Linked DNA regions of Homo sapiens: region 2 is linked to region 1. Evidence: read pairs that join two places in POLR2A ChIA-PET (ENCODE). Cell type or tissue: Caco-2. All regions are shown on one strand. Region 1 has its middle 9.6 kb from the start of SND1-DT. Region 2 overlaps SND1 (staphylococcal nuclease and tudor domain containing 1).

Evidence for each region. ChIA-PET counts read pairs that join two places held together with the same protein. Peaks named below come from ENCODE experiments on the same cell type or tissue, not always from the same donor. Only the 100,000 strongest peaks of a DNase experiment are listed, where the experiment ranks them.
Region 2: POLR2A ChIA-PET joins it to region 1 with 5 read pairs; 3 of 35 experiments call an interaction of 5 or more read pairs at or near these places.

What each region holds. Positions count from the first base shown.
Region 1 is chr7:127,639,690-127,644,689 of GRCh38, forward strand. No RefSeq gene overlaps it. Among named protein-coding and RNA genes, the nearest start is that of SND1-DT, 9.6 kb to the right of the region's middle. In Caco-2, no CTCF peak of the experiment used is centred here; a DNase peak (open chromatin) is centred at 2,442.
Region 2 is chr7:127,753,961-127,758,960 of GRCh38, forward strand. The region is part of intron 10 of SND1 (staphylococcal nuclease and tudor domain containing 1); the gene reads left to right. Among named protein-coding and RNA genes, the nearest start is that of SND1, 100 kb to the left of the region's middle. In Caco-2, no CTCF peak of the experiment used is centred here; no DNase peak of the experiment used is centred here.

The DNA of each region.
Region 1 (5,000 bases):
GACCTCATCTCTACAAAATAAAAATTAAGTTAAAAAATTAGTTGATTGTGGTGGTGCATACCTGTAGTCCCAGCTACTGGGGCGGCTAAGGCAGGAGGATCACTTGAGCCCAAGGGTTCTAGGCTGCAGTGAGCCATGGTTGTTCCACTGCACTCCAGCTTGGGTGATAGAGCAAGACCCTGTATCAGTAACCACAACAACAAAAATTAAAATAGAGCTACCATATGATCCAGCAATCTTGCTGCTAGATATATACCCAAAATAAAGGAAATCAGTCTATGAAAGAGATAGATGCACTCTCATGTTTACTGCAGCACTATTCACAATAGCCAAGATTTGGAAGCAACCTAAGTGTCCATTGATAGATGAATGGATAAAGAAACTGTGGTACATATACACAGTGGAGTACTGTTCAGCCATAAAAAAGAATGAGATCCTGTCATTTGCAACAACATGGATGGAGCTGGAGGACATTATGGTAAGTAAAATAGCCAGGCACAGAAAGACAAACTTCACATGTTCTCACTTAATTGCGGGAGCTAAAAATTGAACTCCCAGAGACAGAATGATAGTTACCAGAGGCTGGGAAGGGTAGTGGCATGGGGGATTGGAAGAGGTGGGGATGGTTAAGGGTACAAAAACATAGTTAGATAGAATGAATAGGAGCTAGTATTTGATAGCACAACAGGGTGAGTACAGTAAACAAGAATTTATTGTACATTTAAAAACAACTAATTATAATTGGAATGTTTGCAACACAAAGAAATGATCAGTGTTTGAAGTGATGGATACCCCATTTACCCTGATGTGATTACTACACTTGTACGCCTCTATCAAAGTATCACACATACCCCATAAATACATTTACCTATTATGTACCCATAAAAATTAAAATTTGAGAAAAAACCAAAAAACATTGCCCATTGTATTACTCATTGTTCTTTAAATAAAGAGTCATGTAATGAAAGTCTTCTAGAAATCAGTGTCAAGGGAAATGTTTGTCTCTTCCCATTAAATAATATGTTTACTTGGATCAGACAGTGAGAATTATATAACCTTAATGTGTCTTCTTTGTTTTTGCCTTGGTTACAAGTACTTCTAATTCAAATTTAAAGTTTAACCATTATAATGATCTCATCCTGAGTTTCTGATATTAGAATGTGAGCTCCCAGAATGCAGAGATTTTGTCCATTTTTGTTCCCTGTTCTAGGGACAGAGCTCCAGGCAGAGGGAAACAGCTCAAAGGCTCTGTATTGAGAGCTAAAAAAAAAAAAAAGTAGGCTGGGCGTGGGGGCTCATGCCTGTAATCCCAGAACTTTGGGAGGCCGAGGTAGGAGGATCACAAGGTCAGCAGTTCGAGACCAGCCTGGCCAATGTGGTGAAACCCTATCTCTACTAAAAATACAAAAATTAGCCAAGCGTGGTGGTGGGCACCTGTAGTCCCAGCTGCTTGGGAGGTTGAGGCAGGAGAATCTCTTGAACTGGGGAGGTGGAGGTTGCAGTGAGCCGAGATCGTGCCACTGCACTCCAGCCTGGGCAACAGAGCAAGACTCCATCTCAAAAAAAAAAAAAAAGAGAAAGAAAAAAAAGTAAAAGGCCGGGCATGGTAGCTCACACGTGTAATCCTAGCACTTTGGGAGCCCGAGGCGGGCAGATTGCCTGAGCTCAGGAGTTCAAGACCAGCCTGGGCAACACGGTGAAACCCCGTCTCTACTAAAATACAAAAAAATTAGCCAGGCATGGCAGCGAGTGCCTGTAGTCCCAGCTACTCAGCAGGCTGAGACAGGAGAATTGCTTGAACCCAGGAGGCAGAGGTTGTAGTGAGCTGAGATCATGTCACTGCACTCCAGCCTGGGCGACAGAGTGAGACTCCGTCTCTAAAAAAAAAAAAAAAAAAAAAAAAAAAAGAAAGAAAGAAAGAAAGAAAATGTAAACATTACATAACTCATTGGTAGTTTAGCCTGTTTCAATTGCTCATAAAGCAACATCTTATCCTCTGAAGCACTCTTAAGAGAGCAAACTCTATTAACTGCTCTCCACTGAACAACAGAGTATGGTATAAATAGCAAATATACTTTGATGTTTCACAAAATCATTTTATATTGGAATTTATGCCACTCTCAAATGCATGAAACAAAGACTTGGAGTAAAGAGGAAAGAGATGATTTTCCACTTTTTGGTATCTGTGGTATTTGTGTGGAATGTGGCTGAAAGAGATCATTATTCTATCTGAAATAGTTATCCTTCGGGAGAATTAATATGGAGGAGAGCCAGAAAAAGGCACCTGAAAAAAATGCAAGGACCATCCTGAAATCCACCCTGAGTTGACTGTGCCCCTTCAGCTGCCACCTGAACCCTGGCCTCTTGCCTCAGCTCCTGTCCCTATCCTCTGACTCCCAGCAATGACAAATCTGTCTTGGTGGTGGTAGCTCCACCCTCAGCATTCCAGTTATCCTGTCTCTATTCACAGGCCCTGGGGCCCATTCTCTCACTTCTGGCCTTCCCCTGCACTCCTGACCCTTACCATTCATCCAGATCCTAACCTCTTTCTTTGCTTCATCTTCATTGCTCTGGTCCCTAAGCTCTGACAGCTGACAGCAGTTGTCCTAGTGGGGACGATGCCCACCCAGTCCAGAGGTCTGGCTTCGGTCTGGATCCACTCCTGGTGATTCCAGGGCCTGCCTTCCCTGGAAAGGGCCTCATCTTCAGTCTGGGGGTCACTGATTCTATAGAAATTCATCCTGTCTTCTGATTCCCAAGTCCTCCCACTTTATTTAGAAGATTGAGAACATCTAATGCGACTATCTCAACATCTATCTTCTCAAAATGTTTCTGCATCATTACATGACACCTCTTCCTTTGCTCTTGACTTTATTTCATTTATTTATTTATTTATTTATTTTGAGATGGAATTTCGCTCTTGTTGCCCAGGCTGGAGAGCAATGGCTCGATCTTGGCTCACTGCAACCTCCGCCTCCAGGGTTCAAGCGATTCTCCTGCCTCAGCCTCCTGAGTAGCTGGGATTACAGGCATACTCCACCACGCCCAGCTAATTTTGTATTTTTAGTAGAGACGGGGTTTCTCCATGTTGGTCAAGCTGGTCTCGAACTGCTGACCTCAGGTGATCTGCCTGCCTCAGCCTCCCAAAGTGCTGGGATTACAGGTGTGAGCCACCGCACCTGGCCTGCTCTTGACTTTAAATGAGAACTGTTTTGCTATTAGAACTCCTGTTAGTAGATGGGAGAGCTGCCACCAGCCTCAGTCTTTGGATGATTATGTGAGGAAAGTCACCATCCTGGGCTGTTGTGTGAGAAAGAAATACACCTTTGTATTATCTAGGTCACTGAATAATTAGTTCTTTTGTTCCCACAGCCGGCCTCCCTTATCTAATATACAGGAGCAGGCTATAGTTAAGGCATGTGTGGGCACTGGAAGAGGTGCAGACACATTCTATTGTTGGCAGAAGTTAAATAATATTTATGATTCCATGAACTATACTATGTTGGGATCCATCCAATGATAGTAACCCCCACTAAGATCCCTAACTTTCACCCTAACTATACCTGACACTCTTAGGTTCAATTTCCAGAAATCACAAAGGATATATAACAGATATAAGGAATGCAAAGAGAAGGTAAATAAGTCATCTCAGACATTCAAACAGACTGAATACTTCAATTTAGTTCAAAATACAATTATTGAGTGCTTATTCTTTACAAGGCAGTGCCAGGCCTATGGAGAACACACAAGTTAACAAGATTCATAGGAGCTTATTGCCAAAAAGTTTACTGGTCAGTTCAACTGTTACACAAACAACTATGACACGAGGAGAGTGCAGTGCACACCACCAGAAAGGCATTATCCAAAATGTCTGGGGATAAAGGGGAAGGAAGAGTCACTTCTGATTGGAGGCCTCTCAGATAACTTTATGGGAAAAGCTGTGTCTGAACTGAGCCGTAGAACGGCATTCCAAGTGGAGGGAATTGGGTGTAGGCAAAAAACCAGGGACAGAAAGCTCTAGGTGTATTTGGGGTGAGATTTTTAGTGTGGCTATTGCTGCTGGAGCCACAGTAAGCAAGAGAGGGCAATGTACACAGGGTTATGTCCTTCAGTGGACAGGAGGCCTTTCTGCAGGCACAAGATAGCAGAGAAGTGGAGGAAGCCGGTGGTCCCGGGCCTGCACGTTCCCCGAGGCAGGCCTTTAGTACTGGGAGCCCTGGACCAGAGACAGCAATCATGAAACACACGCTTACTGCTTTTGGCTTTTTGGTTCTGGAGAGAATGAGGGGCCAGGATTCTGTCTTGAAAGAGAGAATGGAGGCCAGATGCAGTTGGCTCACGCCTCTAATCCCAGCACTTTGAGAGGCTGAGGTGGGCAGATCATGAGGTCAAGATATCGAGACCATCCCAGCCAACATGGTGAAACCCTGTCTCTACTAAAAATACAAAAATTAGCTGGGCATGGTGGCATGTGCCTGTAGTCCCAGCTACTCGGGAGGCTGAGGCAGGAGAATTGCTTGAACCCGGGAGGTGGAGGTTGCAGCGAGCCAAGATCGTGCCACTGCACTCCAGCCTGGCGACAAACAGAGCGAGACTCCATCTCAAAAAAAAAAATAAATAAAGAGAGAGAGAGAATGGAGCTTGGGAATAGGCCAGAGTTCTAGAAAGGCAGAATTGGCCAGAAGAAAAGAAGAGGCCCAAGGTTCAGGCCACCCTAATACCCATTTCTGATTCCCTCTCTCGTCAATCAAAATGCCTTCCCAGCCTCCCCTGCAGCAAGGAGAGGCCTTAGGCCTTAGGATGGGCACTTCTGGGAAAACTTGCTCTCCTGATAAAAATGAGCAGACGTTTCTGGCATTGGTCTTTTCCCTCTTCTTTTTGTTGCCTCCTTCTCCTCTTCCTCCTCCTTTTCCTTCTTGTTCCAGTGTCTGGAGCTGAAGCAGCTATTTTGCAACTACAAAGGAAAAGCCAAGGAAATTGCTGAGATGCCTGCACTGAGA
Region 2 (5,000 bases), 110 kb after region 1:
CACTAAAGTCCCCTTGAACGCTCAGAGCCTATTTATTAGTATTTTATTCACATTTAGCCCAAAGTAGATTATCAATTAGAAGTGAATTGGAACTAGCATCCTGATAGCAAAATAGGAAGCAGAGAAAGATAGAACAGATATTAGACTCTCTGAATGTGGTGTGTCATTTTGTGTCACAGTATCTTCTATTTGGAGAATAGAAAATGATTTCTCTGTTGGAATTGTATAGATTATCTTCTTGAGTGAAAATAGGGCTCAGATTGAGGAGGTCAGATAGAATAAAATAATTTTTCTTTCTTAAAGTGGGCCATCATGCTTTGAGAGATCCTATTGTGCCTCTCTGATTGGATGTTTTGTTACTTTTTACTACAGCATCAGTATCCTTGCCAGAACCAAATTTCCTATAGGCTTTATGTAGTCCACTAAGGGTAAATCATGTTGCAGTAACAAAAGCTCAGTGGCTTTATAACAATAGAGGTTTATTTCTCACTCATATGTCCATAATAGGTAGGCTGTGGTTCTGCTTCACTTTTCCTTCACTTTGGGATCCAGGTTGATAGATCATTTGTTATATGGCATTTTACCCTTATCACAGTGGAGGGAAAGAGAGATGTGGCAATCAAGAGCTGACTCTGTGATTTCACTGGCCACTCCCAAATCCACCAGGCCAGGGAAGTGCTGATGGTCCTTCCCCAGGGAAGGGTACTGAACACTACATGGCCAAGACCAGCAGTGGGTTGGGAGGTTGTTATTCTCTCCCAGAGAGGGACAGACAAAATTTTGAAATAATACCACAGACTTGATGGTTGGCCAGATTTATGCAGTCTCAACTGGGGAACCCATATTCTTTTGGAGCACCAGTTGTTTAAAAAACAACTTTTGGCTTGCAAATATTTCAGTGGTCTGATTTTCATCAGCATTAAAAGCCTAACAGAGTATAGTATTCAAGTTGTAGGTCTTATTTTCATTAGCATTTTCATGTTTCCAAAAGCCTTATTTCTTTTAGACCTAAATAAATTACTTTGGGTCTGTGGATTCTAATTTGCATGGCTCTACTTAGTTCAGGGGGCCGGGTTGTAGGGGTGATCTCTGAACCTACAGAAACATTTGGCATATGATCTTCCACCTACCACCAATTTGTATTTTGGGTAAATGATGCCAAGAAGTGTATATTATAACTGATATCTACTTCCTGTTGCCCAAAATACCTGAGTAGATTCATGCTAACTCTTCACCGTATCATTACTTATCTGTTGATTAGCAAGGAGCCCAGGAGGAGAGTGACATCTTGTTCTTCCATAGCCAATGGAGTGGCAGCTAACTGCCCCTACCTCTGTTCAATTGTAGTGTGAGGCATCTGATTAAAGCTGAAACGAGGAAGTTCTGTTCAAGAAGGGTTCATTTTTCTTCCTTCTTTCTCCCTCTTTGCTGGAGAAGAATAACATTTGCTGGTTTGATAGGAGCCAAGTGCTGATGCTAAAACCCGGTGTAAAATCAGACCACATCTTTTACCCTTGCCAGCCAAACTGAGGACTTGAAAAAGTCAAATCTGTCTTGTTTCAGACACCTCTCAAAATATAATTCTGCTGATGCTGGGCAGCCATAGGTGCTTTGGCATTTGGGAGTGAAATTTAAAATCTCTTGCTGCTGGTGAATGATAGGATGGATGTGGAGTTTCTTTGTCTGTGCCCTTCAGAATATGCAGCAGCCAGCTGCAAATGATGGTCTAATTTGATGTGGTGACTCCGTTTGAAAGCGGAAGCTGCCGGTTTCAGACCGGCTCCCTGTAGGATAATGAATTGTCATGCCTCTGCTGATTATCTAACAAGTTTGTACAACGTGTAACACAAGCTGACAAGACAAACAATTTTATTAATTTAAGCCTGCTGCTAATGGGATTGCAGTGCTATATGAATGTAGGAGTATTATACGCAAATACAAGAGTATGCTACTCTACACATACTTGTAGTCTGGGTTTGATAATGGGAAGTCTATTAATTTTTTTAAACAATGTTTAGTGTTTCCATTTGTTTTCAAAAAAGAAAATTCATTTGGATTTGAATTGAAAAATATTTATGAATGCTTGGGGATTTATGGAGCTTAAAAAAGGCTATCAGCCTTTGAAGTATTAGAGCTGATAAATGCCAGTGGGCAGTAGATAAACTTTTGGTTGTTATAAACCAATTACGCTAGAGGAGCTTTTGTCTTAAATGTGTCTAGAGTTTGGTTGTCAGTTGGGAGAGTGCTAGGGCCTGTGGGGAGATGGATTCTATTTTCAGTTTGCGGCCTTTGATCTGTAGTATTTTTTTCAAATCATCTCATGTTCTTATAAACTTGATAATTTAAGGTAGTTGAATCTTGAATTGTTGACTAGGATTGATTAGCTATGTTTATGAAAGGAATTTATCATCTAAGATAAACTGGGGCAGGAGAGCAGAGAGGGGACTAGAGCCAAGCTCTGTAAGTGTGTTTTGTGTAATTAAAATGATCACAAATTAGAAAATAATATGGTGGGGGTATGTTTTCCTTTTTATCTTCATTCTTGTGAAGCAGAAGCTGTGTTGTAGAATGTAGCGCCTTTAGGCCTTCCACTGTCCTTAACTCTGCTTCTTCTTGTATCTTCCTCCATATCTAGAATTCCTTTTTCCCACCAGCCTCTTCTTTAGCCATTCCTCTGGGATCTTGCCCTCCAAGGCTTATCTTCTGCTAGGATATGTGGCGACTTAGAATCTGAGCTTCCCCAAATCACTTACCTGTCCCCAAATAAATTAGATGTACAGCTTCTTCATTTCTTAAGAGGTAGAATTGCCAGATGGCCACCAGGAATAATTTGCATATATTTGCACAACGGTACATATTTTAAGAATTTTCAGGTTCTCTTCCTAATACTAATAAAAATATTATTTGTTTAAATATAAATGGTATTAATCTGTGTATCTGCCACTTTCTGAAAGCTTTTTTAAAATACTTTTTAAATTGAGGTCAATATCCAGTCATTTGTATACTGTGCAGTAATCTTAAATGTAAATATATGTACAATTAAATATATATATCTATATGCATAAACCAGTGTATCTACCACCCAAATCAAGACATAGAAAATTTTTAGTATCCCAAAAATTTCCCTCATGTCCATTTCCAGATGGCGTTTTTTATGCCTTGAAATAACCATTATTCCACATCAATTAGTTATGCCTTCTCAAACTTCAGTCAGTGCAATCATACAGTAGGCAGCCTTTAATATCTGGCTTTTTTCATGCAATGTAATGTCTGTGAGATTTATCTTTGCTGTTATTTATATCACTAGTGGTTCTTTTCTGTATAGTATTCCATTGTTTCAATAAACTACAGTTTATTCTCTTGTTAATGATCATTTAGATTGTTTCCAGCCTGGGTCTATTATGATAAAGCTGCTAATGAACATTCTTGTGTCTGCCTTTTGGTGGATGCGCACATTCGTTTGTTTGTGTATATCTAGGAATTATATTGTTGGGTCATCCAGTAGATGAATGTTTAGCTGTGGTTAGTACTCCCAAACACTTTTCCAATGTTACTATATGGAAAGTTGTTCCACATCCATGCCAACACTTGGTGTTTTTATGTTGTTAGTTTTAGCTATTCAGATCTGTTTATAGTGGCATCTCAGTTGGTTTTAATTTACATTTCTTATGTGGAGCAACTTTTTGTAAGGTTATCAGGCATTTGGATATCTTTTGTGAAATGCTTGTTCAGGTCTTATAAAGATTTTAGTTTTTGGAATTGGGTTGTTCATCCTTTTCTTATTGATTGTTAGGAGCTGTTTGTATATTCTGAATGTGACTTCTTAGTTGAGTTGTTTTGTGAATATCTTCTAATTTGTGGTTGCCCTTTGTACTCTCTTAATGGCTGACAGTGTTTCTTAAATGTTTCTGAAAATGTTTCCTGTGTTCTTAATTTCTTTGTGTTTGAGAAGACATTCATTTCTTGTCTTCTCTTTATTTTTGAAAAGCTTCCCTGCTGTTGATGCTCCTGCCATGCTGGAATATAAGTATCAATATAACTGTAAGCAATCGCTATGCCGCAAGATCTTCCTGACTCTCAGAGGAATACTAGGTTTCCTTGTAAGGCACCCACACAAAATTTACTTTGGAGAAAGTTAAATTAATGTTATTACATAGAAGTGATCATAGTTGCCATGTTATTGTGAACTTACTATGCAAAGTCTAAGCATTTTTAAACATGTATTCATTTAAGTCATAAAACAGTATTGTTGATTATGTACTGCTAGTACTATCCACATTTGACAAACAAGGAAATCAAAGCTCACAGAGGTCTCCTGTGGATAGAATACCAGACATGGTATTGTTGATCTTGCAACATTATGTCCTTATGTCATTCACAGCTGGGGATCTGTTCTCCCTACTTACTTTAGTGAGATTTTAGTGTGTGCAAAGCGTATCTGTAGAAAGTCAGTTAGAAAAGACACATCCCCTATCCTCAAGGAATTCCATGTCCTATCCTGTGAATTGCCTCTGTTTAGTTAAAAGGTTAATAGTATATCAGGGGATTTTTGCATATATGACTAATGGTTTTTTTTGTTGCTATAATATTTTCATTATAAAATATCTGATGTATATGGCAACTATGTTGAAACCTTGGTTTGATTTCAGCATTTACTACTACCTGATCATATGGTTTTGATATTTAAATTTTTATAGTAGAACCTTGCTAATATTTTAAACTAATATGTAATCCATTTTGATTTAGTGAAAAATTGACATAGCAATTTTCAAAGGGAGGAGATACATTTGTGTCAGATTTTTAAAGTAGCAGGCTAGGCACGGTGGCTCATGCCTGTGATCTCAGCACTTTGGGGAGGCTGAGGCAGGAGGATCACTTAAGCCCAGAAATTTGAGACCAGCCTAGAAACATAGGGAAACCGTATCTCTACAAAAAATTAAAAAATTAGCTGGGCATGGTGGTGCATGCCTGTGGTCCTGGCTCCTCGGGAGACAAAAATG